Linked DNA regions of Homo sapiens: region 1 is linked to region 2. Evidence: read pairs that join two places in POLR2A ChIA-PET (ENCODE). Cell type or tissue: Panc1. All regions are shown on one strand. Links, peaks and the distances in the headings refer to the core of each region. The heading gives the core; the rest is flanking DNA.

The links. Peaks named below come from ENCODE experiments on the same cell type or tissue, not always from the same donor. Only the 100,000 strongest peaks of a DNase experiment are listed, where the experiment ranks them.
Region 1: POLR2A ChIA-PET joins it to region 2 with 13 read pairs; 21 of 35 experiments call an interaction of 5 or more read pairs at or near these places.

Annotation. Positions count from the first base shown.
Region 1 is chr14:65,151,407-65,160,113 of GRCh38, forward strand. LOC124903329 (a long non-coding RNA gene) reads right to left here and starts at 7,151. Exons shown (of 2, transcript XR_007064206.1): 1 at 7,069-7,151; 2 at 53-2,074. In Panc1, for the core only: no CTCF peak of the experiment used is centred there; no DNase peak of the experiment used is centred there.
Region 2 is chr14:65,401,783-65,410,489 of GRCh38, forward strand. It overlaps a transcript of FUT8 not described here. Among named protein-coding and RNA genes, the nearest start is that of FUT8-AS1, 6.5 kb to the right of the region's middle. In Panc1, for the core only: no CTCF peak of the experiment used is centred there; no DNase peak of the experiment used is centred there.

The DNA.
Region 1 (8,707 bases), core at 4,195-6,694, 250 kb before region 2:
AATTCAATTGAATTCAGTTAATGGAATTCAGTGGGGTGACTCCAAAGTCGGATTGCCCTTGTTACAACATTCACCTTTATTTTCCAATAAATAATCTCATCTACAGTCATCAAGTGTCTGTGTGTGACAACTTTATATGCATGTTTTAATGACTCACTCACCTAAATGTGATATCCATAAATCAGGCATATTGAGTAATGAAAAGGTGGCTCAAACAACAGTGACAGAAATAATTTTCAAAGACTTCAAATTATTTACCAAGCTATTATGTATTCCTGCAGCCTTTCTTCCATCTATAGCCCCTTAGCCCTTCTGGAGGCTGATGGGCGATATGCTTTGCTATAGTCTTTTCCAGATCAGTGCTGGAGCATTTGTCCTCCTCCTGAACCCCATGTGGCCGGAAGACGCCTGTCCCTGTCAGAAGGCTCTCTGCAGGAAGGCAGAAGGCTGACTCCAGCATGTGCCAAGAGTTTAATCGGAGTTTGGCGGAAATTGGCCACTCAATATCGACAGCTGATATTGAGAAGTGGATGGATCAACACAACTGAAAGTGGTTTAGGGGCAATACCAGGTGAGCAGTCGATGGAGTTTCAGGTCACAAAGAAGCAAGGACTTGCACTGCTTTAAAATATCTCTATCACTTTTTGTTCACTTATGTTTATAGTGAGCAAGGTGGTCATAAGTTCTGGGACCTGGGATTGAATTCTGGCTCTTCCACCTCCAAGGAGGGTGACTTAGGTGAGTCACTTAGCCTCTGCGGGTCTAAGGTTCCTCAAATGCCCAGGAGGAATACTGAGGGGACCTGTCTGGGGGTGGGGGGGCCTGTGGTGAAGGTTAAATGAGTTCGTTTGTGTAAATAGATTACCACCCCGCCCAGGGTGAGGGCCAATGACAAGAGCAAATCCGAATAAAGTGCTTCCTTTGCCCCGGGCTCAGCTCTAAATTCCTGTTGTAATATACTTAAGCTTCAAGGGCCGGGCGCGGTGGCTCACGCCTGTAATCCCAGCACTTTGGGAGGCCGAGGTGGGTGGATCACGAGGTCAGGAGATCGAGACCATCCTGGATAACACGGTGTAACCCCATCTCTACTAAAAATACAAAAAATTAGCCGGGCGTGGTGGCGGGCGCCTGTAGCCCCAGCTACTCGGGAGGCTGAGGCAGGAGAATGGCGTGAACCCGGGAGGCGGAGCTTGCAGTGAGCCGAGATCGTGCCACTGCACTCCAGCCCGGGCAACAGAGCGAGACTCTGTCTCAAAAAAAAAAAAAAAAAAAAAAAGCCTCACGAAACCCTCATAACCCTGTACCATTCTCCACATTTTAGTGGATGAGGAAACTGAGGCACAGAGAGGTTAACTGGCTTGTCCAGGTCACACAGCTAGTAAGTATCAAAGCTGGGATATGAACCCAGAGAGACTGGCTTCAGTATCCACAACCATAAGCACGGCACTAAATCTCTCAATAAGAACGAGCTATTATTTCATTTTTATTTGTTTATAGTTTTACATTTACTGCTCTTCCCTCTAACTTTAAATTGCCTTCCTTGAAATTCCTTCTGTTCAGTATTCTATGATGACTGTATTATCCCAGCCAAAAATCTGAGATGTGTGTTCAGAGAAAGGATTTTGTGCTGCAGAAGGTAAGAGGTTTACAGGCAATTCTGAAAATTCCATTTAGACACTACGAAGTTGGGATTTCTAAAACATTTGTGATAGCTTAAGGCGACAGGAGGATAAAATATTTGAAATCAGTATTGTCCTGGAAAAGCCCGAATAGTAGATGAAGATATTATTTTCTTTGCCCTTTAAATCCTTTTCCAAATAGACCGAGTACAAGATTGAGGGCCCTGAGAGCAGATGGCCCTCAATAAACACGAGCAACTGGCAGGCTCTGGTTAAGTCCAGGCTGCCCGCCTCTCCTCCCCACCCGGAGGCAGGGCCCTTCCTGAGCGCCTTTCGGGAAATAGCAGCGCACTCGTCCTGTCCCGCTGGGAGATGTTGACTTTTTATTGCTCTTCCCTCCACAAATTTCACAGCAAACTCTTTTTCTTCATGGTGTTTAAATCCTTCTCAAATTCCTGGAAACAAAACAAATAACCCAAAGATAACTTTTAAAAGATTTTGATTCTTCAGTAACTTTTTCTTAGTGACTTTTTCTTACATTTAAAATTGTTGGCCGGGCACAGTGGCTCAGGCCTGTAATCCCAGCACTTTGGGAGGCCAAGGCGGGCGGAGCACAAGGTCAGGAGTTTGAGACCATCCTGGCTAACACGGTGAAACCCCGTCTCTACTAAAAATACAAAAAATTAGCCGGGCGTGGTGGCGGGCACCTGTAGGTAGGGAGGCTGAGGCAGGAGAATGGCGTGAACCCGGGAGGAGGAGCTTGCAGTGAGCTGAGATGGCGCCACTGCACTCCAGCCTGGGCGACAGAGAGAGACTCCGTCTATAAATAAATAAATAAATTTGCTATAACCCAGGATTCTGGGCATAAGTTTTTCTTTTTCTTTTTCTTTTTCTATTTTTTTTTTTTAAGACAGTCTCACTCTGTCGCCCAGGCTGGAGTACAGTGGCGTGATCTCAGCTCACGGCAACCTCTGCCTCTCTGGTTCACGTGATTCTCCTGCCTCAGCCTCCTGAGTAGCTGGGATCACAGGCGCCCACCACCATGCCTGGCTAATTTTTGTATTTTTAGTAGAGACCGGGTTTCTACATGTTGGCCAGGCTGGTCTCAAACTCCTGATCTCAAGTGATCCTCCCACCTTGGGCTCCCAAAGTGCTGGGATTACAGGCGTGAGCCACCGCACCCCTGATCAAACTTTTAATAGATATCTGAGAGGGGTGGGTGACATGGGATGTTCCAGAGTGGAGGGAGAAGAAACTGGTATCACTGGGTGCCTCTGGGGAGGAAAATGAGGCTGGAAGGTGGGATATCCTGAGACAGAGATGGTGTAGTCTTTGTTCTTTTTGAATTTTGGCCCATGTATTACATATGCAAAAATGAACAGATAAAGGCCAGGCATGGTGGCTCATGCAGTGAGCTGGGTGATCCCAGAACTTTGGGAGGCTGAGGTGGGAGGATCACTTGAGCCCAGGAGTTTGAGGTCAGTCTGGGCAACATAGTGAGACTCTGCCTCTATTCTTACAAAAAAAAAAAAATTAAAAAAATTAACAAATAAAATTGGGAAACATAGGTGGTGTTTGAGGCTGCATCTTTCTTTTTCTGTGAGCTGGGGAAGTGCTGAAAGCCACTTTATGTTGAAATGATGATCCTCCCAGGTAGGCTGGGGTAGAGGCAGCTGTGATAGATAGCACCCACACACTACCACTTATGAGCCACATGATCCTGATACAGCATCCTCATCTCTATAATGGAAGTATGGCATGGTAATTAAAAACACAGGCCACTTGCCAGCCACATGCCTTTGGGCATGTTATCTCTTTGTGACTAAGTCTCCTCCTCTGTAATATGGGGATCAGTAATGCTACCTTCCTCAAAGGGTAGGAAGGATTATATGAGTAAAACACCTAGAGCAAGGCCTGGCATATGGCAAGCCATCCAACACCCATCATCATTACACACAGAGCTGGCCTTATACAGTTCCAATATGCACAAATTTTAGTTACTACGGTTTAGTTGAGAACACCAGTCCTTCAATAACATGGTACAATTACAGTTACCACAGTATATGAACTATGAGTAATTGAATAAAGTACAAACTTTGCTGCTAGCTCTTCAGTCCACAAATTACTAGGTAAATTACATGCCCACATCACAATCAGTGACCAACCATGTCACTTACTTAAAAAGTCTGTTGGTGACTGGTTATTGCACCTCTGTTGTTCAGTTCAGGCACCGACAGTAAAGTACTTGGTTGTGTTTCCTCCTTGTCCTCCAGTGATAAACTCACAAGACATTTTACAAAAATGGTACAGAGATGGTACCATTTTACAGAGATGAAAGTACAGCAGGGCCAGGCGCGGTGGCTCATACCTGTAATCCCAGCACTTTGGGAGGCCAAGGTGGGCAGATCACGAGGTCAAGAGATGGAGACCATCATGGCCAACATGGTGAAACCCCGTCTCTACTAAAAATACAAAAAAAATTAGCTGGGCATGGTGGTGCGTGCCTGTAGTCCCAGCTACTCGGGAGGCTGAGGCAGGAGAATTTCTCGAACCCAGGAGGCGAAGGTTGCAGTGAGCCAAGATCGTGCCACTGCACTCCAGCCTGGGTAATGGAGTGAGACTCCATCTCAAAAAAAAAAGAAGTACAGCAAAGGAATGAAATGTGGTGACACTGGAAGTGAGATGGGAATGGGATGTGATTAGAAGATTTGAAAATGGTGACAGCAAAGCAAAGAGAGGCTGAGATCTCAAACTGCATGAAGCTACTGTATAAATCATACTGAAAAATTCTGGTGAATATAAAAAACAAGCAAAAGTCACTTCAACATCTTTCCATTTGAGTTGTGCTAGGAACGGAAAGCTGCTTATAGTTGAAATGGAGCATTTACTTTTGCTTTGGATTACATGCAGTATGGCAGTAACTTTTACTTCGCTGTGCAAATAACTTTGCATGATTCAAATCTAACATAAATGGAGTTACAGAAGAAGTAGCTGACCATGGGAATGTTGACAATGCTGCCATTTGAGAGAGTACATATGCAATCAGAGGAACTTAGCATTTACTGTGTGCCAGGCACCGTGCTAAGAGCTTTAGAAACATTACCTTACTTAATCCTTACAACTACCCTAAGAGGTAGGAACTACTGTCATCTTTTTATAGATGAGGAAAGGGAGGTTTAGGGAAGTGAAGACATTTATTCAAGGTGACTCCGAGGGGAAGAGGCAGAGCACAAAATTGAGTCCAGGTGTGACTAACTGTATAATAGTTCCCTGACTCTTAACCACTAGGCCACTTGAGAAAAAGATTTTCTAGCTTCTCAGAGTTCAGAGTATGGTTGGTTAAAAAAGAAAAAAGAAAAAATGATTTTTTTCCCTTAAAGCATTTAATGATAACTCTGTTAGCATGGTGGTAACTGTCTGGTGGCCTATGCTAGGCACTGCCTGTTTCCCTTTCCTTCCCTCTGCTTATCTCCTGCTTAAATCCCATTCTTCATCCCCTCTCCCCCAAACCCGTGCAGGCCCACGTGAATCGGAATCCTTGCTCTGTTCAGCTGGCTAAGGCGAGTCCCGCAAAGCGCTGGCCTCCAGGTGCTTCTGCCAGGCCTTGTGGTGCAAGGGCCCTGCCTCCTCCCGCTCCAGCAGCAGCCCTGGCGATGCCCACTGCGTTTCTCAGCTCTGTTGGCAGTGGGGGCAGAAGAGGCTGCCTGAGGCCCCCTCCCAGCAAAAGCCGTGGCCACACCTGCAATGACTGGGTTGCAGCTCTGAGCTGCAAGCATTGGCTGTGGCCTGGAGACCAGCCACTGTAAGTAGGCAGAACTTTTTGGCTTTAGATTCGTTTCAGTTTTGTAATCAGAAAGTTGCTTCTCTCAGTTCCGCAACTTTCCCTTTCGGCAGGCCTGCATCAAGTGCCCTCTGTAACCCAGGAAGGAGACGGTTCAGGGTGGGAAACCAGTAGGGGCTGTGCCATGGTCCAAGGGGGCTCCTCACCTGACAGATCTTTGAAAAAGTGTTTGCAATAACTGCTGTGCTGGCCCTGGCAAGACGTGAACCCGTGAGGAATGTGACAGCTGCTTCCCACAGGGGCCCTACTGACCCCAGAGGGCTCTGGCACTCCCAGGGTTTGGGAGAGGAGCTGGAAGTCTGGTGCATTAAGAGTGAGGAAGGACTCTAAAAAGCTGGCAGGGAAACATTGTCTGAGTCACATCTCAAGGGAACTTGAGAGGAGAAACGCTTTTCTAAAACCTTTTTTTTTTTTTTTAGCTGGAGTTTCTGGTCACCCAGGCTAGAATGCAATTGCACAATCTCAGCTCACTGCAACCTCTGGTGCCCGGGTTCAAGCAATTCTCCTGTCTCAGCCTCCCGAACAGCTGGGATTACAGAAGCCCGCCACCATACCCGGCTAATTTTTGTATTTTTAGTAGAGACGGAGTTTCACCATGTTGGCCAGGCTGGTCTCGAACTCCTGACCTCAAGTGATCCGCCCACCTCGGCCTCCCAAAGTGCTGGGATTACAGGCGTGAGCCACCGCGCCCGGCCTCTAAAACTTTTCTTCATGGAAAGTTAAGCCTCTTTCTCCCTCTCTCTGTCACACTGTGTTCCAGGGTCTGGGAACACAGCAAGGAACAAAACAAAGATATCTGTTTTTGTGGAACTTATATTTTAGTGGGAGAGGCTGGAAAATAAGCAAAATAAATAAGAAAGCTATAAGCGAGAAACCTGCTATAGAGAAAAATAAAGCAGGGAACAGGATAGGAAATACAGATGGGTGTGCTTTTCTGGGGATGCCTCATTAATAGGTGACATCTAAGCCTTATGGAGAATGGAACCAGTGGCGAGGGATGAGCTGGGCATCCTAGGTTTCTGTTGGTGACAGATGAAGGACTTTTTTTTTTTTTTTTTTTTTGACACAGGATCTCACTCTGTCACCCAGCTGGAGTGCAGTGGCATGATCTCGGCTCACTGTAACCTCTTCCTCCTGGGTTCAAGTGATTCTCGTGCCTCAGCCTCCTGAGTACGTGGGACTACAGGCGTGTACCACCACACCTGGGTAATTTTTGTATTTTTAGTAGAGACAGGGTTTCATTGTGTTGGCCAGGCTGGCCTCAAACTCCTGACCTCAGGTGACCTGCTTGCCTCAGCCTCCCAAAGTGCTGGGATTACAGGTGTGAGCCATCGCGCCCGGCTGAAGGACATAATGAAATTATCCTGATGGTCTCAGGGCTTGGAGCTCCTGCCTCTACACTGACTTCTGCCCATGGAAGGAGAGGCTGTGTGTGTGTGTGTGTGTGTGTGAGATGGTAGGGCTGGGAGAGTGGAAGGGGTCTTGTGTTGCTTTGAAGTAGGTTCTGGAGTCCTGGTGTCGACTCCTTGGGTGCTGGGAGGTGAGCCCACAGAGAAAGAGGCCATGCTTTCGAAAGGGGTTGAGCTGGAAATGGTCCAACACCCTTACCTGGATGGAAGCCCTGATGAGGGGGTCCTGGTCAAGAGGTGGATGAAGGCCTCAGGGTCAGCTGTTCAGAAGCACGCATCAGCCTGAGAGAAAGAACACATCTGGGCTGTTAAGTGTGAAAGAACACATCTGGGCTGTGGCAAGAGTGAAAAGTGAAAAGAAGCACATGAGGCTGGGCATGGTGGCTAACACCTGTAATCCCAGTACTTTGGGAGTCTGAGGCAGGAGGACTGACTGAGCTCAGGGGGTTGAGGCCAGCCTGGGTATCAGAGTGAGACCCCATTTCTACAAAAATTTTAAAAATGAGCTAGTTATAGTGGCACATGCCTGTGATTCCAGCTACTCCAGAGGCTGCTGATGTGGGAGAATTGCTTGGACCTGGGAGGTTGAGGCTGCACTGAGCCAAGATCATGCCACTGCACTCCAGCCTGGGTGACAGAGTAAGACACTGTCAAAACAAACAAACTAGCAAACAAAAAACACAAGGGTTAATTTTATGTGTCAATTTGACTGGGCCTATAGATGCCCAGACAGCTGGTCAAACATTCTTTCTGGGTGTGTCTGCAAGGGTGTTTCCAGAAGAGATTAGCATTAGCACCAGTAGACTGAGTAAAGATCTGCCCTCACCAATGTTCCCTGGTACCATCTAATCTGTTGAGGGGCAAAACTGAACAAAAAGGCTGAAGAAGGGCAAATACTCTCTGTCCTTGAGCTGGGACGTCCATCTTCTCCTGCCCTCAGACATCTGAGCTCCTGGTTCTCAGGCCTTTGGCGTGGGGCTGAATGATACCACCAGCTTTCCTGATTCTCCAGCTTGCAGATGGCAGATTATGGGACTTCTCTGCCTCCATGATTGAATGAGTCAATTCCCATCATAAATCTCCTCTTATATATGTCTATATATCTTCTATTGGTGTTCTTTCTCTGGAGATCCCTGACTGATCCAAGGCAGTTGCCACAGGGATGGGAGAGCAGGTAGAACCACCCTTGCTGAGCCCAGCTGGGCCATCCTGCCACTGCAGCTTCGCTTGAGAACTAAGTGTTGAGTGCCACTCAAGTGACATCACTGTTAGGACACATTCTCCTAACAATGCACTCTAAGCCATGTGAGCATTGGGTGCCCCCTCCCAAGGGTCCAGAGCCCTGGAGTTTTACCCCTAATCTGGGTTAAGCTGGGTTATTGGAGAAATCAAGGTTGAGGCAGAATCTGGCAGGAGGGGCCAGATGTTATAGAGGAGAAGAGACCCAGACAATTTCTGACAGCCAGAAAACACCTGTTTCAGGGCAGAAGCAAAGGATAACTTGGTAACATTGATGAAAAGATGACATTTTGTCAGATACTGAAAGAACCCAGAGGAACATATTTGCATTTACGTTCTACATGGGTACCTTTGGTGATTCATGGACCTGCCACAGAAAAATGTGAGGTTTTCAAAAGTATTTCCTACAGCAAATTCAGTTTCACATTTAAAAGGGCCTACAAATATGCATTTTAACAATAATGGTTGTAGCAATATATGTTTTACTAAGTGGAAATCTTCTCAATTTTAATTTTAAAAAATCGTTTTACATAGACAAGGTGATCCGTAAGGGAAAATTGTCTTTCCAAAATGGCTTGCAGAGCAGAAAGTTTGAAGGC
Region 2 (8,707 bases), core at 4,203-6,702:
CTGGGGAGGTTGAGGCATAAGAATCACTTGAACTCGGGAGACAGAGGTTGCAGTGAGCCAAGATTGTGCCACTGCACTCCCTCCAGCCTGGGTGACAGAGTGAGACCCTGTCTAAAAAAAAAAAAAAAAAAAAAAGGGATTGAGTTGGTAGTGAGAGAAGAGCAGGAAAAGGAATGCCATGGGGAATGCGGAAACGTGAGAGACATGGAGGCGCAGCTTTTTAGGTGCCTCAGTATCCGACAGTGTTTCAGCTCTGGGGTAAGTCTCAGTTCTTGTGTTTTTAAACAAGCCCCTCTTTCTTTGAAGTAAACTGAGTGATTCCTGGGTCCTTGCACTTTAAAGAGCTCAAGTAAGTTGCATAGTCTTCTCAGCCCTTTGATATGTGAGTGTAGGAGCCCAAAAGATGGAGTGTGATTTTTTTTTTTTTTTTTTTTTTTTTGAGAATGGGTCTTGTTCTGTCCCACAGGCTGGAATGCTGTGCATGAACACAGCTCTCTGCAGCCTCAACCTTGGGCTCAAGTTATCCTCCCACCTCAGCCTACAAAGTAGCTAGGACCACAGGCATGCACCATCATGCCCAGCTAATTAAAAAAAAAAAATCTGGGGCTGGGCGTGGTGGCTCACACCTGTAATCCCAGCACTTTGGGAGGCCGAGGCGGGTGGATCACAAGGTCAGGAGATCGAGACCATCTTGGCTAACACGGTGAAACCCCGTCTCTACTAAAAATACAAAAAATTAGCTGGGCGTGGTGGCAGGCGCCTGTAATCGCAGCTACTTGGGAGGCTGAGGCAGGAGAATGGCATGAACTAGGGAGGCGGCTTGCAGTGAGCCGAGATCGCGCCACTGCACTCCAGCCTGGGTGACAGAGTGAGACTCCGTCTAAAGCAAAAAAAATTGTAGAGATGGGGTTCTTGCCATGTTGCCTATGCTGGTCTCCAACTCCTGGGCTCAAACAATCTCCTGCCTCAGCCTCTTAAAGTGCTGGGATTTTAGGTGTGAGCCACTGTGCCCGCCTGGAGTATATTTTAAACTAAATGATCAGTCTTGAAATAAATACAAGTTAACCCCACTTGACCTCTATCTATGTAGGTTTATAAGTCTACTTGTAAATCACACCAGCACAATTTATAGGGAGTTGTTTTTAGAACCTTTAGTCCTTGCTTTAAATACCAACAGTTGTGTTATAGCATGTACTGCAGAACTGAAATGACATTCAGACTTTGGTCTAGGAAATCTTGTCAATCACTTCTTTCTTCTGCTTCCTTAGATTCTGTTTTCATGTTATCTTGATTTTGGATTTAGATCAGATAATTATAGGGTCTGCAAAGGCTTGCTTTAGTTTAGGATTTTTGTAGAGCCATAAATGGCTAATATTTATGGTGTACTTATTCAGTGTCAGGCTCTGTTCTTAGGAGTATTATATGTAATAACTTATTTAATACTAACAACAACCCTATGATGTAGATACTATTATTATTCCTACTTTACAGATATGAAAAAATGAGACAGAGAGTTTTAAAGTTTCCCAAGGTCTCACAGCTATTAATTGGTGAGCAAGGATTCAAATATAGTTAGAATCAACATTCTGAACCATGATTTTATATGGCCTTGTTCCCATGGAAACTAGAAGATCCTGACTAACCAGAGGTTATGTTTCTCAATCCTGTTGGCAGTTATATTGCAATGAAAATTAATTAACTCATTCAATAAATATGCTACATGGTGGGGATCAAGACAGATAGGCAGGATCTCTGCTTTCAAGAGGGCCTCTGGTTTTTCAGACTTTTGTCAGTTTGGTTAGAGTTAGTGTTTTCCCATCAGACTCTAATTTGCCCTTGGGTTAACATATAAGGTAGAATTTTTGCCTCTGAAAAGCTGAACATTGGAACTTTAGTGACTTTAGCAAGGTTTATTCTTGCTGGAGCAAGTATTTATATCATACTGATAGTGGTTAATTTTTTTTTTTTTTTTTGGCTGCAATTTTTCCTTATGACCTTGCTCCTACCCATCCTTCCCCAGATTGTCTATTTTTGGATTTTTAATTTTTAAAATATAATAATATGTACTTGTTTCTGTAATAGTTCTTTCAAGAGCCTTTCTAGATTTGTTTCTTTTTCTTTTCTTTTTTTTTGAGATGGAGTTTTGCTCTTCTTGCCCAGGCTGGAGTGCAATGGCATGATCTCGGCTCAGTGCAACCTCCACCTCCCGGGTTCAAGTGATTCTCCTGCCTCAACCTCTTGAGTAGCTGGGATTACAGGCGCTAGTAGAGACAGGGTTTCACGATGTTGGTCAGGCTGGTCTCGAACTCCTGACCTCAGGTGATCCACCCGCCTTAGCCTCCCAAAGTGCTGGGATTACAGGTGTGAGCCACTGTGCGGGGCCAGATTTGTTTGTTTGTTTTTCTTTGAGACAGAGTCTCACTCTGTTGTCCAGGCTGGAGTGCAGTGGTGTGATCTCGGCTCACTGCAACCTCTGCCTCCTGAGTTCAAATGATTCTCCTGTCTCAGCCTCCTGAGTAGGTGGGATTACAGGCGCCCACCATAGCGCCCAGCTAATTTTTTTGTATTTTTAGTAGAGATGGGGTTTTGCCATCTTGGCCAGGCTGGTCTCGAACTCCTGACCTTGTGATTCACCCACCTCGGCCTCCCAAAGTGCTGGGATTACAGGTGTGAGCCACTGCACCCAGCGTTGTTTCTTTTTTTTTTCTTTTTGAGACAGAGTCTTGCTCTGTCGCCAGGCTGGAGTGCAGTGGCGCAATCTCAGCTCACTGCAACCTCTGCCTCCCGGGTCAAGCAATTCCCCTGCCTCAGCCTCCCAAGTAGCTGGGATTACAGGCATGTGCCACCACACCCAGCTAATTTTTTGTATTTTAGTAGAGACGGGGTTTCACCATGTTGGTCAAGATGGTCTCGATCTCTTGACCTCGTGATCTGCCTGCCTCAGCCTCCCCAAGTGCTGGGATTACAGGCGTGAGCTGCTGCACCCGGCGCCGGCCTTGCTCCTTTTTATACAGCCTTATTGATCCAGCCTAACTCAATATAGTTTATTAAATTGCAATGGTATTGTATCAATAGTATCAGAATTTATTAAACTGCAATGGTATTATTGTATCAATAGTATCAGAATTAGTGGCATATAACAGTAAAACCTAGATAATAGTGGCTTAAATAAAACAGCAGCTTACACAAAATAATTTTGGAAATGAGCAATCCAGGATTGGCGTGGAGGCTTGACAAAGTTGTCAAGGAGCCAGCTCCCTCCCAGTCACTATTATGTTATTCCCAGGGTACAGCTATCCTCCTCATGGTCCAAGATGGCTGAAAGGGCTCCAGTCATCACATCATCATGCCTCAGGTAATAGGATGGAGAGAAGCGATAAGAAGGGTGCATCTCCTTCATTTTCATGATTTTTTTAAAAAATGTAAGCACTGCACAATATTTCTGCTTAGATCTCAATAGGCAGAATTTAGTCATGCAGCCACATCCATTGCAGGGGAGACTAGGAAAAGTAAGATTTTAGTTGAGTTCCAATAGGACTATCCAGAAATGGGGATTTGTGATTATGGAAAAATGAGAAAAGATATAGGAAGGTAAATCTGAAGTGTCTTCTACTGGGAGCTTACATATAGTTAGTATCTTATAAAAATTTGTTGATTCACTTTCATAAACTTGATGGTCATATTCTTAGTGGTATCATCCAGGTCATTAATGAAAAGTAATACATCTAAAAATTTTTCCTCTTCTTATTTTTTTTACTTTATGATAATAGAGCATATTATTGCATTAATTGCATCTACAATAAACCTACCTGGAAATAGCTTAGGCAAGATGGAAACAATATTGGAAGGATACAGGGAAAGCCTAGAAACAGAGGAGCCTAAGCAGAAGAAAAGGCAGAAATTCAACTACTGGTCAGCAAAACCTGGAACTGAGAATTCCAGTATAAGGATACTTCTGTCTTCTCTGCTTCCTCTTTCCACTGACTTTATTCTCTAATGCAGAATGAGTTTCTCCACTTGGCAAATGACTAATGACTTCTCCCAGATTTTATATCTAGGTGAGGCCTGAGATAATCTCTCTTCTCACATCTATAAACATTCTGGAGGAATGGGTTCATTGTCCCATCTTGGGTCAGGTGTCCCCCTCTTGACCAATTAGGTGTGGGCAATGGACAGCGGTCACACAGCTCTCGCTGCCATCATAATAAAAATGTGGGCATGAGAGCAGTAGTTCCTATAGGAAAGGTGGGTGCTGGCCACACACTAATATAGGTATACGTTAAAATTATATGAGATGATAAAATACAGGTCGATGGTCTGAATTAAATGAATGGTAAAGGAGAACAGGATCTATCCTAATGCATAAAAATGGTTTAGCTATGAATAAACATCATTTAATAGGGCTGCAATGTATACAACATTTACTATATGTCAAGAATTGTACTAAGTGCTTTTTGTATGTTGAGTCATTTATTTTATACAACCCCATGAGCTAGGGGACATCATCCCTTCTTATAGATGGAAAAACCAGAGCTCAGAGAGGTTAAGTAACTTGCCCAAGGTCAGATTGTAACTGAGCACTGTTTAATGTGCATAGAGGCCAATGGCCAATACCATGGCACTGGCTTTTGAGAAAATAAAAGCTTTATTGCAAGTCAACCGCAAGGAGACAGGAAGATATGCTCAACTCTGTCTCCCTGTGCAGGGCTTGTTTTCTTTTTCTTTTCTTTTCTTTTCGTCTCTCGCTCTCTCTCTTTCTCTCTTTCTTTCTGAGATGGAGTCTTGCTCTGTTGCCCAGGCTGGAGTGCAGTAGCATAATCTCGGCTCACTGCAACCTCCTTCTCCTGGGTTCAAATGATTCTCCTGCCTGAGCCTTCCAAGTAGCTGAGATTAAAGGTGCCCACTACCACGCCCAGCTAATTTTTGTATTTTTTTAGTAGAGACAGAGTTTCACCATGTTGGCCAGGCTGGTCTTGAACTCCTGTCCTCAAGTAATCTGCCCACATCGGCCTCCCAAAGTGCTGGGATTATAGGTGTGAGCCACAGCGCCTGGCCTGGGCCAGGTTTTATAAGCATAAAGTCATGAGATGTGATCTGATTGGATCTTGCAATGAGGTGATGCTGGGAGGTATGATTTGATTGGATCCTGCCATGGGGTGATGCCAAGCTTGATACGATTAGATCCTGGATCCTACAATGTGGTGTCCCCTTCTTAATTCAGTCCTCACTCCTCAGTCAGAGCACTTAGGTTCCCGCTGTAGTTGCAGACTCGGTTCATCTGGGCATGTTCAGGTTAGGTGACCTTCAAACTGGGGGGCCATTGGTAACTGAAAAACAACTCACAACTTTGTTACATAAAAGTTGAACCAGATTGGTGTGATGTGGTTACAAAAAAGCTAGTAAGTCTGAGAGTAATATACTGGCTCAATACTTCTCTATCCTAAGTTGGAAACTATGGTCAATTTTGATGAAGAAATTATTAGCTATTTCCCTACTTCAATTTTGCCATACCAAAGCTATATGAGCTTGATAAACCTTGTAATGTCTTACAAGGTTTTAATCTCTTCATCTGTAAGAAGATTGGATTGAATCAAATTACTCTCTCTCCTTGTTAATACAGATAATACTTTTTTTTCTGAAGGCAAGAGTATGATCTATTACATTAAAATGTTTTTAATGTATCCAATATATTTAAAAAAATAGAGACAGGGGTCTTGCTATGGTTGCCCAGCCTGGTCTTGAACTCCTGGCCTCAAGTGATCCTCCCACCTTGGCTTCCCAAAATGTTGAGGTGAAGGTATGAGCCATAATTGCTGGCTATATCCAATACGTTTTAGTGCTTCTTGAGACATATCTGTGTTAGGAACTGAGATGAAATTAAAGATATACAAGATAGAGTTTTTGCTTACAGTGTTATGGTGGGAACAAACAAACATAATTATTATTTTGTAGAATTAATAGTCCAGGAAAGAATAGTTTTCAGGAGTGGTATGACCACAGCTCAATCAAATCTGCAAGGGTTTTCTATCTGTCTGCCATCGCCAGTAGGTTGACTTCATTTTCAGGTTAGTTCCTCTTGCAAGATTGCTGCCAATGGCAATCTGGGTTACAGGTTGACTTGCTCATATCTGGCAGGAAAGAGAGAACTCCTTCCCCCAGATATGGACTGAAAATCCTTTCCTTCAGTCTGATTGGGCCAGTTTATCCTGGTCCTAATGGTTTTCAAGTGTATCAATTAGAATAGTCTAGGACTATTCTAATTCTAGCATATTCTAGTCTAGCATAACCTAGATGCTAGGTCATACTGCATTGAAAAATGCCCCCAAATCTCAGTGGCTTAAACTACAAAGGTGTATTTCTTATTAAAACCAGATGAAAATGGGAGGCAGGCTGCTCTACCTTGTCCTTTTTTTTGGAAGTTAAGCCGAGAGAGGCTTTACCGATACTTTCAAGATAATACTGGTCTTGAGTCTGGAGAAGAGTAAACACTGTAAGGACTTACGCTGGCCATGAACTGTTCTACCTGGAATTGACACATACCACTTCTGCCCACAACCCACTACAGACTGGTGGCTATAGCTAGTCAGTCACATGGTCCAGCCCAACTGCAAGGGGAGGAGGGTATCTGGGGGTGGGTGTGGAAAAATATAATCTTTTTGTATGTCTGGAAAGAGAGAGTAAGCATGATAAATCTCCTACCATATTAGGGAACCCATTTATTGGCTAATTGAGTTGCCTTTCTGTAGTTGGAGTTTTGGGTGGTTACCTAAAGAATTGGCAGATGAAAACAAAAATAAACAGCCCTATTAATAAGGAAGGACGGGAGTGAATGTTCAATTAGAAATCAATAGTGTGAACTATATGCTGCTTTATCCCAGTGGAGAAGACAGAAATTTCAGCCATGGAGGCAAGTCATAGGGAGGGATAGTCTGGCTAGTTTCATCAGTCTTTAAATCAATCACTTCATTTACTCTTGTAATGGGAAAGATTTGCTCTGGCTTTTTAATGAGTAGGTATAGAGTTTGTTTAAGGAGCTGGCTCAAAAGTGACTTAAAACACATTGAATTTGAAAATATAGATTCTTAGCTACTCAGGAGGCTGAGGCAAGAGTACAGCTTGAGGCCAGGAGTTCAAGACGAGCCTTGGCAACATTCTGCGACCTTGTCTCTAAAAAATAAAAATGAAAATATAGACTTTTTTTCCCTATATTTCATTTTTGTAGTTATTGTCAATGGTGTGTCAAGTTGGCTAGATTTATAGTTTTAGAACTGACGAACAACTAAAACTTACCTAGTCCAACCCTTTTATTTTACAAATGAGAAAACTGAGGCCCAGATGGGTAAAATGATTATCTCAAGGTCACCCCTTCTTGCTCTTGGCAATAACAATGCTGCCCTTTGGATGACTTCCTGGAAAATCGGATCCTGTAAGTGAAATGTAGCTAGAGCAACAATTATAAAACAACGAGAACAATTAACAATTATTCAGAATGCTTCCATGGCTGACAGTCAGTTGGTACACGTTGGTAGAGATAGAAAAATTTCTAAACTATTTGGTAAGTAGCTTATGCTAAGCCTTCTGAGTGCCTCAACCCCTTGCTGGAACTCCACAGATCTCCCCACCGTAATAACAGGATCCACCTCAAAGGTTTGATTTGAGAATTAAATGGTGGAGGTAAAGAGTTTTGCATGAGGCCTGGTGCTCAGCACTATTACACTTTGGCTATTATTTTTATTACAGTCATAATAAAATGGTAGTAAATTTCAAACCAGTTTCTACATGAATGTTCACAACTTAGGAAATGTGATAGCATTCACGTTCATTAACTTTGATCTAGCTAATCTCTCAATAAAATGGCCACTCATGTACTCACTTTAACTTTCATTTTGATCTTTTCCATAGTCTAAGGGTTGACTCCTTCTTGCCCCGGGACACCCGAGTCCCCATAGCTCTAGCTGATGGTTAAGAATTTGACCGAGGCTATATACAAGAAAACAATGCACTGACAAGGCCCTGTTACTTGTTGTATAACAGATCATAACGATTGTTCTGTCTAATCTTTTGTTGAACAGAACTTGTCTTTAACTTTTGGGATAAGCAAAGATGGGTCCAAAACCTAGTTTGGTGAGGGAGGGGTGGAGTAAGAGGTGGAGTACCTGTACTTACTTAAGCAACTATTACAAACTGGCAGTGATGAGCAGCAGAGGCAAGCAGTTGGGAGAAGAGAATGAGAGAGCGCAGCAACAGGGTGGGACCTGCAGCTTGTGGAAAAATGCTTTTGACACAGATACTTTCTGATGGCCAGTGATGTTTAGAACCTTTTGGGGGATTCCTTCTCTCTCAGAATTTAACCTGGCAAGAGAACGACTGAGTTCTAGGAATTTTCTTGTCTGGAGAGAGTAAAATAAATGTATTTTTTAAAAGCTGGGACTGTTATCCACACTGAGAAGAGGCAGGGTATAAAATTCCCTTTCATAAGTGAATTTCCTGGAAATTCATGATTGGCTTGGAACTTAATGTGTAAAGACTTGTTCTCAAATATCAGTTGTTTGACAGAGACCTCCAGTTTTGGGATGGCAGCTAAATCCTGAGCCTGCCTTGGAAAGGGTTTTGATAATAATGTTCCATCACAGGTGGAGAAGCACATTGATTCAACAAAGCAGACTTCAAAACCACTGAAGAATTAGTTTCTGAGTGTATTCAAGAG